Linked DNA regions of Homo sapiens: region 2 is linked to region 1. A link is a contact called in ENCODE Hi-C or POLR2A ChIA-PET data. All regions are on one chromosome and are shown on one strand. The core of a region is the stretch at or near the end of the contact, and the rest is flanking DNA. Distances in the headings are between cores, read along the strand shown.

What was found. Hi-C counts contacts between places; a loop is a spot of excess contacts on that map. ChIA-PET counts read pairs that join two places held with the same protein, here RNA polymerase II (POLR2A).
Region 2: a loop to region 1 is called in a map of PC-3, with 2.3 times the contacts of the local background. The contact joins two enhancer-like sites. A Hi-C loop is called at or near these places in 7 of 168 maps with a recorded cell type or tissue (PC-3, heart left ventricle, heart right ventricle and 1 more) and 2 of 37 single-sample maps with no recorded cell type. POLR2A ChIA-PET finds 5 or more read pairs at or near these places in 1 of 52 experiments (IMR-90).

The regions. Positions count from the first base shown.
Region 1 is chr15:71,571,467-71,574,243 of GRCh38, reverse strand. All of the region lies in intron 7 of THSD4 (thrombospondin type 1 domain containing 4), which reads right to left. Among named protein-coding and RNA genes, the nearest start is that of THSD4-AS2, 120 kb to the left of the region's middle. RefSeq lists an enhancer at 1,240-1,534. Within about 2 kb of position 1,368, at least 3 of the 41 ENCODE cell types and tissues checked have a DNase peak (open chromatin) inside an H3K27ac peak, as active enhancers do.
Region 2 is chr15:71,714,773-71,717,549 of GRCh38, reverse strand. All of the region lies in intron 8 of THSD4 (thrombospondin type 1 domain containing 4), which reads right to left. Among named protein-coding and RNA genes, the nearest start is that of THSD4-AS2, 25 kb to the right of the region's middle. Within about 2 kb of position 1,394, at least 3 of the 41 ENCODE cell types and tissues checked have a DNase peak (open chromatin) inside an H3K27ac peak, as active enhancers do.

The DNA.
Region 1 (2,777 bases), core at 119-2,618:
ATAGGGGCTTAATAAATGTTGAATGCATACATGAAGGGATGCATTACTCTCTAAGGCATATACTTGAACTAAGGGCTGTGGCTCACCATCAGACACTACAATACAGGGTCAGTCAGCAAATATTCACTGACTGTCTACTGTGCACTGAGGTACTGCGATACAGTAGTGAGCTAGAGAAGTTCTGCGCTACTTTCTCAAGAATTGAAATTATGGTTTCGCCTCTTCAGTCAATACCCATCTGAACTGCAGGCATTCACTCCGACTTCTCTAAAATCCTCTATGGAACATTTTAAAAAGATTAAAAGCCCTTCATTCAACAGACATTCATTAGAATCCTTGCTTGTCCTAGACACTCCAGTAGGTGCTGGGGAAACAGCTAAAATCAAAGTAATCAAAGCGACACAATTAGTATTAAGTTACTAAATGAAGTCACAACTAGTGAGGCTGCAGGAAATCAATCAGAGCTCATATTGACATTTATTATAGCTCATAATCCTTCAGAAACAGTTGATTCATAACCTACCTCTACAGCAATGGAGAGCATATGAATGGAGCACATTGTAGAAGGGAAATTAGATTATCCTATTCCCCAAAGAGTAATTAATTTATACAGTGGATTTGAGGAAATATTTTTACATTAAAACAGTATGGTGTTTAACTTATTTCACAGGTGGCATTTGAGGGAAAAAGGGAACTATTGAATAGAACCAAACTGTGTAATTCACAAAGCACAGATTAAAGTTTTGAAAGGTCTAGAAACATTCCTTTGGCCAATTGGTTCCTGAAGTCAAACGCCTTTTCAAAGCTACCTTCTAGTTTTTGCGCTTCACTAAAAAATGAAGTTTCTTCGGTCCTTGGATTTCAGATTAAAAATTTTCACCCACGTCCCTCCTAAATGTCTTTCTAAGAGGATCCCTATCTTCTATTCTCACTGCCACCACCCTTGGCATTCCCTGCCTGGATTCGTTTAACAACTTTTCCCAGATTTAATAAATACTGGGCACCTACTGCATGTCAGGCACTGTGCAAGGCCCTGGGTGAGCAGTAAACAAGTCATGATTCCTGTACCTAGGAGGCTCGGATTCCTCACCCACCAACTCTCCCCAGAAACCCTAAGTCTGTTGTCCCTCCTGCAGATGCCACAGTGTATTTCCCAAAGTGCATGTCTGCCAAGCTCAGGCCTCTATGTGTAACCCCTAGCAGCCTCACGAAGTCTTTGGGATGAAGTCGTCCTCCTTGGTGGGGCATCAAAGGCCTCTCAGGGTATGCCCTCTACAGACTTCTCCAGGAACAGCTCCTGGCATGCCTTCCCAGGTATCTTAAACTCAGGCCAGAACAAAGACCTGGCACATACCTAACCCTGCCAGGCTCCCTTTCTTGACATTGTTTGCCTTTCCTGGAATGACCTCTCCTTTCCCCTCCCAACCAACCTCCTTCCTGTGTGTCACTTTGTTCTTTGAGAAGTAGCTTGAGTCAGCTTCTCTTGGAGAGTGTTCTCCCCACCCCTAACCCTACTTTCCGACTTGGAAAATAAAACACACAGAATCCTAAGATTATGCTGAACCAACTTAGTATTTGATGACTCAGCAAGCCCTTTTGGACTCCGCTGTCTTCAAGGGGGTGGCTCCTAATATTAAGTATCACATTAGTAGACATGATACATGCCCAGCGCCAGAGCTCCCCACCCCTCTCCCTGAGGGCAAGCCAGTGTCTCTTCTTTCTTTACCCTAGAGCCAGCCCAGTGCCAGGCTGTGCTTTCCAGCATGCAGTGCAGTTCCCAGCATGCAGGGAAGAAAGTGGTATACTGTGTAAGTGGCTACCTTGCAACAGCCACTACTACAGGTGAGTTTGAAGTAAAAAGATAGAAACAATCTACAATCCCAGCACAAAGGAAACAATTAAAATAATTGCTTCACCCATAGTATTAAATGTTATTCAGCTATGAACAATCAAGGTTTTGAAGACTATTTAATGATACAGGAAAACTGCTCACTATTTAATATAGCTACTCTCACCCAACTGGAAATTCACATAATTGGCAAGGGTTGAGGATAAATAGCTAAAGATTTTGTAAATCCAAAATATAAACAACAATAAGCTTGTTGTGGTAGGATTTTATTTTATTATAAATAGCTTTTTAAAATTTTTTCTCTGCAATATCCATCCCTGTTTCTCTCTCTCTTTCTGTCAACAATAAACATCAACTACTTTTATAACAAAAGATAAATAAACATTTTAGGAGAGAGAGGTTAGGATTGGCAGAGACATGAAGCAAATGAAAAACCCCACTCTTCTAAGATGCTGAAGAAAGAAAATATAATTAATAGGGATATTGCCAAGGCAGCTCATACATGGTAGGTTAGCTAATAAGATAAGCTGTTTGTGGCCAACCCCAGCAGCTGAATCTCCCATTGTCATGAAGGAGGACAGATGGCCACACAGAGATGCAATATTGTACAGTTTAAAAGATCAGCGTGGGGGAATAAAGCTTGTCTGTAGGTAAAGGTGAGACTTCCTATAGATTCTAATGCAACCATTACAACTAAATTTGAAGGAAGGGTTTCCATCTCATTTGGCTGCTCTATCTCCTGCAGGGCTCAGAGGAGAATCCTGTCCACAATAGGTACTCAAAATGTGTTCTAGGGGCTAAATACAGGCATTTTTCGAAAAGCATACCAGACATCTGGGGATTTGGTGAGGCGACCTTGCCTTAATGCAGTGGGAACATGGAAATCACATTTTGAAATATAAGCCCAGGGATCTCTTTTTTCCATTAA
Region 2 (2,777 bases), core at 145-2,644, 140 kb before region 1:
GGAGCAGAAAGGTGAATTAATCAGACTCTTTAGCCTGTGGCAATTTTGTTGTATAAGGTCCACCTGTCTTGTCTTATTTTTCCCTTTATGCCAGATTCCACCACCATCAGTCCCTGGCTATCCCAACAAGCACCTACACTAATGTGATACAGACATGTAATTTACATAAATGTTACTGGGTTTTCCCTTTGCTTTTTACACTGTCTTTGTTGCTGAAATGTCCATCTAGATAACTGCTTTCTAACTGCCATATAGAATTCCATGGCATTCACCTACCTCAGTTTACTTAGCCAATCCCCTAGGCCTCTGGAGCCTGGTTTTAAATTTCTTTGTTATAGTCCACAGTGTCAGTAAAGAGCTAGTGTTTAGTGATGACTCATTAGGTATTTGTTACAAAACACCAGAAGCCAAGAAGGCCCATTTTCAAAAACAGAAACCCATCACTAGGAAGAGGAAAAGTATCTTATCAGGGCTCACATATGTATGCAAAAGGCAGCAACATGTGCCCCAGAATGCATCTTCCTCCTGGCACAGAGAGGGAAAACTGGAGTTGTCTAAAAAATAAGATATCCGAGGTGGGGTCAGAATTCAGCTTTTATGGCTCTTGGTCATCTGGTCAGGTCTGACCCAGAAGTTCCCATGGAGAAACATCTTTGGTGACCTCATGGAGTTAAATATTAGGATTCTACATGAGGAAAGTCCAGGATTCTATGTGAGTGACCAGAACACATGAGGAAAGAAGCATCCTGTATATACTGCAAGGGGGGATGCCCCAAGAAGTGAGACCTGCTTGGTTTGAGGGAAAAAGGCCCTGGAAGTCGGGTAGGAGGATGATAGTGTGCGGTCAGGTGTGCACCGTGGCTGGGCAGGATAACAGCCCACTCGCTGGCCTGGCATCACCCCACAAGTACAGTCAGCTATGATCTAAAGCACTGGTCATTAGACTACAAAAAAAAAAACAAAAACCAACACACACACACACACACACCCCACACTCTATAAAACAAACAGGAAAGTGCTCTATGAACAAAAAGAATTAAATCAATACTCCAGTGCGATTCTAGCGTAGTACTACAGTGCAATCCTACAGCACGATTGCACTGTAGTGTGGATTTACTTCTTTCATTTATGTGGTAATTGCATGGCCAAACATATCCTATACTGGGTTGAATAGTGTCCTCCCAAAATTCATATCCACCTGGAACCTGTAAATGTTACCTTATTTAGAAATAGGATCTTTGAAGATGTTATTTAGATGAGCTCATGCTGCATTAGGGTGGGCCCTAAATCCAGTATGACTGGTGTCCTTAGAAAAGAAGGCAATTTGGACAGGCAGACACAGACACACAGTGAGAATGCCATGTGAAAACAAAGGCTGGAACTGGAGTTAGGAAGCCACAAGCCAAGGAAGGCCAAGGATTGCCAGCAAGCACTGGAAGCTGATAGAGGGTCACGGAACAGATTCTTGCTCTAAGCCCTCAGGAAGGAACCAATCCTGCTGACACCTTGATTTCAGAATTCTGGTCTCCAGAACTGTGAGAGAATGAATTTCTGTTGTTTTAATCCACCCAGTTTGTGGTATCTTGTTATGGCAGCCACAGGTAACTAATACACATCCCTATTATCTAATTCATGTGTGTGCTTGCTTCAGGGTTGGCATGTTTGGTGGTTGTGGAGTGGTGGGTGTTTTGGTTGGCTTGCAAAAGACTAAAACACCAATATTTGAAGCCAGTGTTAAATAGACCTATCCTAAATAGAGGAAAAAAAAAAAAAACCCAGAGCCTAATTCCAAATTTTGAGCCCCAAATCTGCGACTAAATTGCGATGACGTCGGGGAATAAGTGGAAGGGTTGTTCTCAATGTCATGGACAGCTGATGTTTTAAATTTTACTATACTATGAACCAACATAGGATAGTTCTTTCTTTGATTTTACAACACACACACAAACACATACACACACAGTGGCTTCCACATTCTGTTCTAATTACCTGGTCTCATTAAAAAAAATATAAACACACAACTAAATTCCATTTCTGTTCTAAGCACTGTAGAATCCAAAGCCCATTCAATGCTGGGAATTCGGGTAATTAAACAAAAATTCCAAAAGTTAGGACTAAACATAGGAAATTTGAAGTATAAGCTTGAATCCAATGAAAAGATGCAGGATTGTGAGGGGAATTTCAAATGATCCATTCAGAGTTGTAACCAACAAGGCACTGTCGCCATGGGTTCCAAGATGATGGCAGGAATTCATTCCTGACTACCAAACGGACTGCTAATGGCAGAAGTAGTTAACCTAAAAAACACAGGATGTACATAGATGCTAATTTAATACAAGGGTTTTGTAGAGACACAAATGAACCCAAACTTTGGTGTTTTTGAGTATTAGAACTCCAAGCGATAACTGAATATCAATTTTAATGTCCTTTGGGAACAGATGTACATAAACAAATTCCTGTTTAATTATTTTGAGTGTCGAGTTGTGATTCTCGCATGCCATACTCCTGCAAGACTGACCCACTTATGTCTCTGGAGTTATAAGGGTTATGTATCTAATGATGGCAGCTTGTCCACCCACTCACTAGTTGAACAGGTAGGAGACATTTCTGTCACAGTAACAATTTAAGACATTATTTTTATTTGTATTTATTTAGTTTTCATCTATTTATTTTAGGATTGGGGGTACACGTGCAGGATTGTTATGTGGGTAAATTGTGTGTTGCAGCGGTTTTGTTGCCCAGGCTGGAGTGCAATGGCATGATCTTGGCTCACTGCA